Regions from separate parts of the Homo sapiens genome. Here region 1 is linked to region 2. Evidence: chromatin contacts called from ENCODE Hi-C or POLR2A ChIA-PET data. All regions are on one chromosome and are shown on one strand. Each heading gives the region's core, a stretch centred on a gene start or an enhancer-like site at or near the end of the contact. The rest is flanking DNA. Distances are from core to core; before and after follow the strand shown.

Region 1 (5,512 bases), core at 2,802-5,301, 36 kb before region 2:
CGGCTATTCCATTCACCTGGCCCATGCCTAAAAACTTTCCCACATATTTCCTCTTTAGCACTAAAAGCATTTGTTAAAATGTCAGTGTTATCTAGGAGGATTAACCCACAGGGATAACAGCCTTTAGACTCATTTCTTTTCTGTGTGTGTGTTTTTTTCTTTTTTAATCTTTCTAACCAGGCCTTTGGCAAGACCTTGAGGGACTATATTGGGGAATAAAGAGAGAATGCCTTTGGGAAGCCGAGGTGGGCGGATCACGAGGTCAAGAGATCGAGACCATCCTGGCCAACATTGTGAAACCCCATCTCTACTAAAAATACGAAAATTAGCTGGGTGTGGTGGTGCACTCCAGTAATCCCAGCTACTCAGGAGGCTGAGGCAGGAGAATCACTTGCACCTGGGAGGCGGAGGTTGCAGTGAGATCATGTCACTGCACTCCAGCCTGGCAACAGAGACTCCATCTAAAAAAAAAAAAAAAAGGGAGAGAGAAAGCTTTAAATGAGGCAAAGAAGAGACAATTGGCAAAAGTCCAAGACATGGGATATTGCCAAACCAGAATGCAGTTCTGCAAAAAGGGCAGTGGACATCATGTGGGTAGGAGGATACAGAGAGACAGAGAGAGACGCAGCACATTTTGGTGTCTGCATGTCCCCACCTTCTTGGCAACCCAATCCTAAGTCTGAAGCTGTGTAAGTAGACTCTATACAAAGCAGAATGGCTAAACAGCAGGCTTCTCCTCTAATCACCAGCAAACCTGGCCTGTCCCAGTGGATGGATTTAACTTCATCCCTTCTTCTGCTCCTGCTAAGATAAAGTCTTCCCTGAACTATTACTTTTTCTGTAGACTTTTCCCTTCTTCACTCTTACCAGGCCCCTGGAGCTATAACTTGTTGCTCATTCTCCATTCATTGGCTTGGGGTTTAGTCCCAATTCAGAGGGTGTGTTCCAGATTGACATTATCTTTTATTGACCCCATTTTTTTCAGGACACCTTAGTGAGTTTAATTTGGGTTACCGATCACCATACTTGGAAGGGAGCCCCAGAGTTCAGTAAATTTCCCCAGGCTTGGTCTATTTGTTCTAACTTTTCCAATTTCCATGTTGGCCGTTGTTGAGACTTTATGAAACTTTGCAGCTTGTCTACCTGTAAAATATATATATATATTTTAAGAAAAGAAGAAAATGACAAATTTACCTCTTTTACTTTTACCATGTAAAGGCCAAATAATCACAAGGCCCCATGTGGCTGACTCTCAAATCAACATAACAATAAAAATAATATTGTCAAGTGAGCAAAAGGAAATAAAAATAATTTTAGTAGAATTCACACCTCTTTAAGGTCACTAAGAATCTGATTCACACTCCACAGTGACCCTTCTTTAAAAGACCTTTTTCCTTTCCTCCGTTCTTTTCCTTTTACATTCTATACTGCTTCTGAGCTTTCTATTTTCCTTTGAGAATAAAATGACTTTCTACTTCACTGATAAAAGTAACTGTGGGGGCTTGCATTTCCGCTTCCACCACCATCACCACAGCCCGATATTCAGGACCTACTAAGCCCCCAGTAGGTCCTTCACCCAGTAGGTGAAATCCCCAGTAGGATTTCACAGAAATCCCGTGTCTTCACAGAAAGAAGGCTGTGCTGCATCTGTGGAAGGCGAGTCTTCCCTCTGACAGATGTTCTCTTCAGAAATTCCTCCATGACCCTGTCAGCAAGTACTAGCATTTTTGTTTTCACATTTGTTGTGAACTAGTAACCCTAGGCAAACATTAATGTAAAACAACAATGTTTCAAGTTGTGGGAAGCAGGCTGCCATGGAGGGCATCTCGGATTTGCAGTGACTTTGAGCAGGGAAAGATCTGGAAGGAGGCAAAGCAATACATCCATCAAACCCATGGATGCCCCTAACAGAAACAGGCCACAAATATTCAACAAGCGCAGAAGAGAAGTACAAATAAGAAGACTGGAATTCATAGTCCAAAACAAGGATTAGTCTATGATAGATCCAAATGGATATATCCATGCTAAATCCATTTACCTCAAATATCCATATGGTATATCCATGCTAAACCCATTTAGCTCAAACACATTTAGCTGAAACCTCGAAAAATACAAAACTTTTTTATATTGGAAAGATATTGTATAATTTAGGCCTGAAAAGTTGCAGTAAGAGAAGTCAACGTGTTTAAAGCCAACTCCTTCTCCTGCCTCTTTATCAGTCTTCTTTATCTTTAAGCACCTTTTTTTTTTTTTTCCCAATGATGCACCCTTCTTCTCAGTCTATAAAAATGCCCAAGTCTCTTTCATCTTAAGACAAATATCCTTTGGCTCTCTTCTTTCTATTAAAATGATGCTTCTTTAAAGAGTAGTTTATACTCTTTCTTTAAAAAATTAATATTACTCTTTTTTTTTTTTTGAGACTGGTCTCAACTCAGTGAGCAAACTCAGCTCACTACAACCTCCACCTCTCGGGTTCAAGCGATTCTCATGCCTCAGCCTCCCAAGTAGCTGTGATTGCAGGTGTGCACCATCACACCTGGCTAATTTTTGTATTTTTACTAGAGACGGAGTTTCACCACGTTGGCCAGGCTGGTCTCAAACTCCTGACCTCATGTGATCCACCTGCCTCGGCCTCCCAAAGTGCTGGGATAACAGGCGTGAGCCACCATAACTGGCCTTAAAAATTAATATACTTTTAATTGAAAAATCACAATTGTATACATACATGGGATACAATGTGATGTTTTGATATATGTAAGCAATGTGAAATGATTAGATCAGGCTAATTAAAATACTCCTCACCTCACCTATCATTTTTTGTGGTGAAACATTTGAAATTTACTTAGTTATTAGTTATTCTGAAATATACATTATTACTGACTCTACAATAAATCTCAAAATTATTCCTCGTATCGATCTGAAACTTCGTATTGTTTGTCTGACAACTCTCCATTCCCTCCCTCTTCCCCTCCCATCCCCAGCCTCTGGTAATCACCATTCTACTCTCTACTTCTGAGGTCAACTTTTTTAGATGCCACGAATAAGTGAGAACATGTGGTATTTGTCTTCCTGTGCCTGACTTATTTTACTCAGCACAATGCCCCCCAGGTTCATCCATGTTGCCACAAATGAAAGGATTTTTTTTTTCAAGGCTGGGTAGTATTCTATTGTGTATATATCCATTCGTCAGTTGATGAACATCGAGGTTGATTCCAAAACTTGGCTATTGTGAATAGTGTTGCAATGGACATGGAAGTGAAGATATCCCTTCAACATACCAATTTCAATTCTTTTGGATATATACTCAGAAGTAGGATTGCTGAATCAATAGATTACTGGATCTATTTTTAGTTTTTTGTGGAACCTATATACTATTTTTCACAATATCCGACACTTTCCTTTTCTCCACATCCTCATCAATGCTTATAGTTCTTCTTTTTGATAAAAGTCATTCTAACAAGTGTGAGGTAATATCTCATTGTGGTTTTAATTTATATTTTTAGTGTTCACTATTCACTCCTCCATTTATTGCAGCTATTTGCAGCTTTGCAAAATTCACCAGGGAAATCCTTATCATTTGGCACCATGGACACAACTCACTATTTATCTTACAGTGCCCCTCACTTTGATTTATTTGACTTGTCAACTACTTTGTCCTTCTTGGTACCCTACTCCCTAGATGTCTAGGATATTGCCTCCTCTCTCAATCTTTCCAGCTTGGTCTCCTCTGTGGATTTTCCTTTCTTTGCCCATATTGATGATATGAAGTTCCCCTCCTAGAGTTGCTGCTTATATTATGCTATTATTCCATGCACTTTCCCTGGCCTTACTTCTCCATACTTGGGCTAACTGCTATCTCCCTATATTTGTCAGAGTGATCTTTTAAAAATATGAGTTTCAACGTATTTCTCTGCTGCTTAATCTCATCATTCATTCCTTGCTAAGTACAGGAAAGGCTGAAAATTCCTTAACAGGACTTATAAGGTCCTCTTTGCTCTTGAAGCAAGCTGTTTTTTTTTTCTTTTTTTTTTTTTTGAATGTTTATTCAGTGAGTGAATGGATGACTCACAAATCTGTGGCTCTGGCCCTGAACTTTTCCTTGAATTTTAAATTTGCAGACCCAGAGGTCTGCAAACAGCTCCCAACAGCTCCCAGACCCAAACAGTTCCAGTTGGATGTTTCACAGACCTCCCTCAAACCCACAATACTCCAAAATGAATTTATCTCAGCCCCACCTGCTCCTTTTTCTGTATTATCCAAGTTACCACCATCAGAGAAACCTGATAATTATTCTTTACATTTGCTCGTTCCCTATATTCACTGTATCATACTGATTCCCCTCCCAAATGCTCCTTCAATTTGTTCCCACCTTTCAGCACCATAATTTATATCCTTGTCTTTTTTCACCTAAATGATTGCAATAGTCCCCAGCTGATTGCCTTAATTCCAATCTTGCCTTCCCCCAACTTCACATCCTCCACGCTATCACCAAAGGAATCTATCTAAAAACCTTTAAATTTCCTCATTTAAAAATCTTTCAGCAGTCTCTTATCCCTAGAATAAAATGCAAGCTTCATTGCACAACATAAAAGTCATCTACAATCTGACTCTTCTTTATAAATCCAAACTCATCTATTTTCTGCCTCAAAGCTCAATAACACACAATGGCTTGTGATTATCTGGACATACCATACTGTTTCATAGGCTGGAACATTTGCTCATGTTATTCTCTGTTCTGGGCCTGACTTCTACCTCTTCTTCATCTATTGAACTGGACACAATCTTGTATTGGGAGCTGCACCTTTACCAGGAAGCCTTCTCTGATCATCTAGGTATGGCTAAGTGTTCATATTTATTCTGTTCCAGAAGGCAGATTGGCTAAGTAGTTGATGTTCAAACTGTTTAGGCGCTTAGCCCAGAATCACAGCTTACCAGCTATACAACTTTGGGCAAGTTACATAATTAATCTCTCTCTGCCTCAGAAAGTACTCAATAAATGTTAGCTACCACAATTATAATATTATCACTAGGAGCCTTACTTTCCAGTGTAAATGCACAGCCTACCTCATGTACCAGGAATCTCTGAGAGGAGTTTAGAAGGACTTTACTCTTCTGGATTGATTACTATCTTCAAAAGCAACAAAGAAATATTTGAATGAAGAAGGAATGTGAACTACTCTTCTCATTCTGGCAACCATCTTCTTAGCTAAGTTTTCTGAGGGCTGGGGGGAGGTGGATGCATGGACTCATTCTTCCCTCCTTTTTACATTATTTTCCTTCAGTGTGTTTATCCATGGGGAAAGCTGGTGATGTCATATGTTTATGTGACCTGAAATGTTACTCACCCTATATAACATCATTATTTGGGCTTTTAATTTAAAATGACCAGAAGAATGAGTTAAAACACAGAACTATTCTATGCCAAGACCAAAGATTTTAAAAATATCCAACAGCGATATAAATTTGATTTGTTTTAGCAATTTAATTCGAGGTAATTCTTTTCTTTTCCTGA
Region 2 (5,392 bases), core at 905-3,404:
CCTGCCTTCATGTGGAGGAGAAGTATTGTTCAAGTTTTCAATTGCTATGTCACAAATTACCTCAATCTTAGTGGCTTAAACCAATCCACATTTATGATCTCACGGTTCTGTAGAACAGAATTCTGGACATAGCCTAACTGGGTCCTCGGGCCAGGGCCTGGGGAGGATGAGAACAGGCAGTGACCAGGACTGCTGTCTCATTGGAGGCATTGAGTTTTCCTCCAAACTAGGGAGTTTGAAGAACTTCCTTGACAAGAACTTTGCTTGCTGGCAGAAATTCTCCTTACAGCTATAAAACTCATGCCAGCTTGCTTTTCAAGGCTAGCAGGAGAGTGTCTCTGACTTCAGGGAACATCTAGGCCCCGCTTTAAAGGCTCACCTGATTAGGTCAGGCCCACCAAGGATAATATCCCTTTGGTTAACTCAGGGAAACTGATTAGGAGCCTTAATTACATCTGCAAAATGCCTTCATCTTTACCACATAATGGTGTGTAATCATGGAGTGACATTCCATCCGATTTCAGGTCATACCCATCAAAGGGAGGGGATTGATTATACAGCGCTTGTATAGCAGGGGATGGGAATCTTACGAGCCATCTTAGAATTCTATCACAGATATTTAAAAAGTTATTACAAAAAATTACTAAACAATTAGAACTGTGCAAAACTTTATGAAGGAGAATTATAGGATTCCACAGGCACTATCTGAGAGGTTGAGGGAGACTTTCTGAGACCAATGAGCTTGCACCAGCAAGCTGCTAGGATGAAAATGGGTATGGGTAGAGGAGAGAAGCAGAACTAGTGAGATAACATAAAGGGAGTTAACTGATGTAGCCCTAAAATGAATCAAAATGAAATCATGCCCTGGCCTGCCCTATTGTACCCAAATATTTAATTTCTGAAAGTAAAGTTGTACATTTTCCATGTGAAAGGAAGCAAGCAACAGATCTAAAGGTCTCCCCTTTCGACTTCCTTTGCTGGAGACCTTAGGGGTATCTGTCTGTTTATAGCAGAGTCTGATCTTCTCCCATAACAGGGAGATGAGGAGCAATAAAAGGCTAATTATGTTAGCTCCTCATTGGATGAGAGCCACCCAATTCTAAAAGGAGGTAGAATTGGGTGGCTCTCACCTATATTTTGCAAGCTGGCAAAAATATCCATAAGTGTGAGGTGTTGGGTGGTTCCATTACTTACAATGACAAATTAGAAAATTCAAGCATCATTTTCCATTTATCTTTGAACACTAACACAGCCCTTTGGTCAGAGTAAATGGAGAAAAGAAATTTTTTTTTTTTTTTTTGAGAAAAGAAATTTTTTTAAAAAAGCATTCAAGCTGGAAATCGGAATGTTCTTGTCAGCACTTTGAGAAAACTAACAGATGGGGAGCTTCATGCCCACCGCTTAATAAATATGTGCTGATTTTGGCAAAGACTTGTGACATCCCACAGGGTCTCTAATCTACCCCTTTCCCTCTCACCCCAGCAGCCAAATTCAACTCAGTTGCCAAAATGAGAAACAAAACACGTGAGTGTCTAAAATGTATGCCAAATTTAAAAATGGAGAGAGTTTTCATTTGATCAAATTATAGGTCTCTTTCTCACCAAATTCCCTTTCTGTACTTTACCATAAGTTTTAATTAAATGTCTTCTATTGGAAATACTCCGGAATGATGAGTTGAAATACAAATGTTTGAAATCTGAAGTACCAAAAGTACAGCCACTAACCAGATTTACCAGCAACTTCAATGGAATAGAAACATACTGAAGAGTTCGATAAATTCCCCTTCCTCTTGAATAAACATTACATTTTAAAGGCTGTAGATACACATGTCACTATCTATTATATTATAGATACACATGTCACTATCTGGAAGAATACATTAAATAGATGAATTACTTTTACCAAGTGACTCCCATATAAAGAAAGACTTCTACATTAGGAGAAAGATAAAATGAACCTGGAATAATAAAATAATTTTTTCTTTCTCCTTGTGTTTCATAATATTTCTTTTCTCTTTTGCTGATTAGCCCAGAACGTTACTTCCCACTGTCTGCTTCTTCAACTCATGAGATGGAAACTATCAGGATCTCAGGAATAGCTGAGGACGGCCTGCCTTCTTCTGGTTGTGTTTTCAATGACTAATTCATAAACACAAGGTTGTGAGTCACCCCCAAATTCCCTAAGACCCTGATGACCATGTTAGGTAGGCAAGAGGAAAGACTCAGTTCAAATGCAGAATGTGGTTCTGCCGTTTAGCAGCTATTCTGACATTATTTAAAACACAGTTTATAACAGGCGCTCTTTCCTCCTGTTGACATTTCAGGCACGCTGTTGTTCTTTGTTCTGTCAAGGATCCTATTGTTTTCCTAACTCACTTGACTATAACAGTTTCATAACAGTTTCTTGGGTTTGTTCTCAGAATTTTCTCCCAGAGTTTCTGATTTAAGAATTAGGTCCATGAATCTGTATTTTTAACAGACTCACCTGAGAGATTCTAATCATGAGGCAAATATGAGAAACATTCTAAAAGGGTATGTTCAATTGAACAAATTTCCATCATTTTACTCCCCAACAATAGGGAAACTGTAAAGAGTAAAAGATTTCAAACAGGGAAATTTATGGCCCAACAGGTAAACTTAAAATAGGGAGTTACCACCTGCTTGCTTTGTCTGATGGGCATGCCTGAATCACAAACCTTTGAACCAACTCATCTTCCAGTATAATTCACTTCCAAACTATCAAGTAACCTTCTCAAAAAATCTCTGTTCATTCATTCATCCATTCATTCATTTGACATTTATTGAACATCTGCTATGTGCCAGGCACTGTTCTTGGCACAAAGAATAGAGTGGTGAACACATATCCAGGCCCTACCCTTAGGGGGCTGAATTTTAGTCTTTTTTCAAATCATAGTCCTCATGTATTACCAATCAAAATATCATATGTTCTTTTGGATAATACCCTGCAAAGCATAATGTGAAATCACAAAGGTACAAAAGTCACCTCTCTCAGACACTGGTCGAATGCTTACCATGCATCAGATTCCATTGTAGGTATCCAGATACATCGATGAGCACACCAGGCAAAGATCTCTGCCCTCATGGATCTGACAGTCTAGATGGGTGAGACACTAGGCAATAAATCTGACAAACTACATAATGCATTATAAGGTACTGGTACTGCGAAAGAAACACATTCAAGCAAGAAAACATCAATTGAGCATGCGGGGAGGGTAGTCATGGCAAGGCTCATTGTTAAAGTGAGATTTAAACAGAAACTCAAGGAAGGCGAAAGATTTTGCCAAGTGGGGTCTGAGAGAACAGCATGTGAGGCAGAGCAAACTGCTGGAAGAAAGACCCTAAGCAGAGAGAATGCTTGGAGTATTTGAGGAGCAGAAAGAGAGGGGACATAAGAGGTAACAAGGGCAGCGCTAGGGTGAGGTCAGTTAGGGCCCTGTAGCTGTTTTGAGTGAAATAGGGTGGGGAGGCATTTCAAGGTTTCAAGCAAAGGGTAACATGATGTGACATGTTGTAAGAGGGTCACTACGGCCACTGTGTTGAGTGGTCTGTAAAGGGACAGGTATGAAGAATTCCAGATAAACACTTTGGATGGCATTTAGCAGTATCTAGATCTGGTAAAGCTAAAGATGTTCACACCCTAGAATCCAGCAATTTGAGGCACTAGGAGAGACACCCTTTCAATGTATGCAAGAATATATGTAGGGATGTTCACTGTGGCACTCTTAGCAGTAACAAAAATAAAAATCCAAATAGCCTGAATGTCCATCAACAGGAGAATGATTCAAGAAATTATGGCTCACTTATACCAGTAATTAAAAGGGATGAACTAGAGTTACATTATCAAGGTGAATACATTCACCAAATATAAAAACAGAGCAACAAAAATCAAGTTGCAGAAGGATAAATACAATATGACGTCAAGTTTAGAATACCCCAGTAGGCTGTGTGGTGTTTTATAGCCAGTGGCTCACACCTGTAATCTGAGCTTTGGGAGGCCTAGGTGGGAGGATCACTTGAAGCCATGAGTTCAAGACCAGACTGGGCAACAGGGCAAGACCCTGTCTCTACAAAAAATAAAAATGATTAGTCTGGTGTGGTGTTGTGAGGTTTTAGTCTCAGCTACCAGAGAGGGTGAGTGAGGCAGGAGGATCCATTGAGCCCAGGATTTCAAGTCTGCAATGAGCTATGACTGCACCACTGCACTTCAGCCTGGGTGACAGACAGAGAGATCTTGTCTCTAAAAAAATAACATAAAATACCATGATACTACTATCTGTGTTATGGCTATGTATATATTTAGTTTAAAAACTTAAAATGTCAAATGAAGAATACCCATTTCGTTATAATTACACCTGGTGAAGGAGAGAGGAAAAGAGTTTGGGGAAGAATATAAAAAGAATTCCAATGCAGTGTGTTAATTTTCTCTCTCTCTCTCTTTCTTTCTCTCTCTCTCTCACATGCCATTAAAAATACCCAAATGAAACTCTGCAAAATATGAAAACATTGAAGTTTCCATGTTTTTATGGAAATAAAATCAGTAAAATAACATACAAAAATATTTCTTTAAAATAAATAACAGAAAAGAGAAGTAATTCTATATTGCAATATATCTGACAATTTTTAAGTTGATTTCTGTCTCCATCTCTGAAATAGCACACATGATATTTACATATTTCATGAAGTTTTGTTTTGCTGGCATTTACAATCAAAAGTGTAAACATCTTACGTTGGGGCTCAGGACATAATACCCCAAAGCACGGTGCCTTGACATGTTGAATACTGAACGGAAGAAGATTGAACTGAAGGAGATTGGAAAGGCCTTAGCCACAAGGCCTTTCTGTCCCTCACCCACCCTCCTGTTTCTTGCCCAAATTCTCCTCAAAGCAAGTCACAGAAGCTGGAATTCCTTTCCCCTAAGGCACATCATAGAAACTAGAAATCTTCCCCAAAGCAAGTCATAAAACCTAGCAAGGTCACTCTCTTCCTTCTCCCTTCCCCCTTAAAGACCCTCATTCCAGAGGGGTCCTGTCAGACCCAGGAGGAAGAAATGCTACACAGAGAGGCCAAGAAGAAGCTGAACGGGCAGGCCCTGCTGGGTTAGACCATATCCTCTGTCCAATCACATTTCTACAGGACTGTCCATCAAACCTAAGCATAAACATGAATAGTTTTCTCTGTATCTTTAGATCTTCTTCCCAAAGCTCCCATATTACATAAAAATTTTTAATTAAATAAATTTGTTATGATTTTCTCTTGTTAACCTGTTTTATGTTATAGGATATTGACCACTACCCTTATGAAGGGTGAAGAAGGTGGTACACCTTTCCACTCCTACATTAGTAGATATTCTTTTTAAAATCTTTCTGCCTACT

Evidence for each region. A loop is a pair of places that touch in the nucleus more often than their neighbours do. ChIA-PET counts read pairs that join two places held with the same protein, here RNA polymerase II (POLR2A). Pooled maps may share reads with other maps.
Region 1: a map of ascending aorta shows a loop between it and region 2 (3-fold over the local background). The contact joins two enhancer-like sites. A Hi-C loop is called at or near these places in 6 of 168 maps with a recorded cell type or tissue (IMR-90, PC-3, aorta and 3 more) and 5 of 50 pooled maps. POLR2A ChIA-PET finds 5 or more read pairs at or near these places in 8 of 52 experiments (A673, AG04449, AG04450 and 5 more).

The regions. Positions count from the first base shown.
Region 1 is chr2:215,692,275-215,697,786 of GRCh38, reverse strand. The region is part of intron 5 of LINC00607 (long intergenic non-protein coding RNA 607); the gene reads left to right. All of the region lies in intron 7 of LOC102724861 (a long non-coding RNA gene), which reads right to left. Among named protein-coding and RNA genes, the nearest start is that of LINC01614, 23 kb to the left of the region's middle. Within about 2 kb of position 4,051, at least 4 of the 41 ENCODE cell types and tissues checked have a DNase peak (open chromatin) inside an H3K27ac peak, as active enhancers do; they include PC-3, where a contact is called at or near this core.
Region 2 is chr2:215,654,858-215,660,249 of GRCh38, reverse strand. All of the region lies in intron 5 of LINC00607 (long intergenic non-protein coding RNA 607), which reads left to right. The region is part of intron 2 of LOC102724861 (a long non-coding RNA gene); the gene reads right to left. Among named protein-coding and RNA genes, the nearest start is that of LINC01614, 60 kb to the left of the region's middle. Within about 2 kb of position 2,154, at least 3 of the 41 ENCODE cell types and tissues checked have a DNase peak (open chromatin) inside an H3K27ac peak, as active enhancers do; they include PC-3, where a contact is called at or near this core.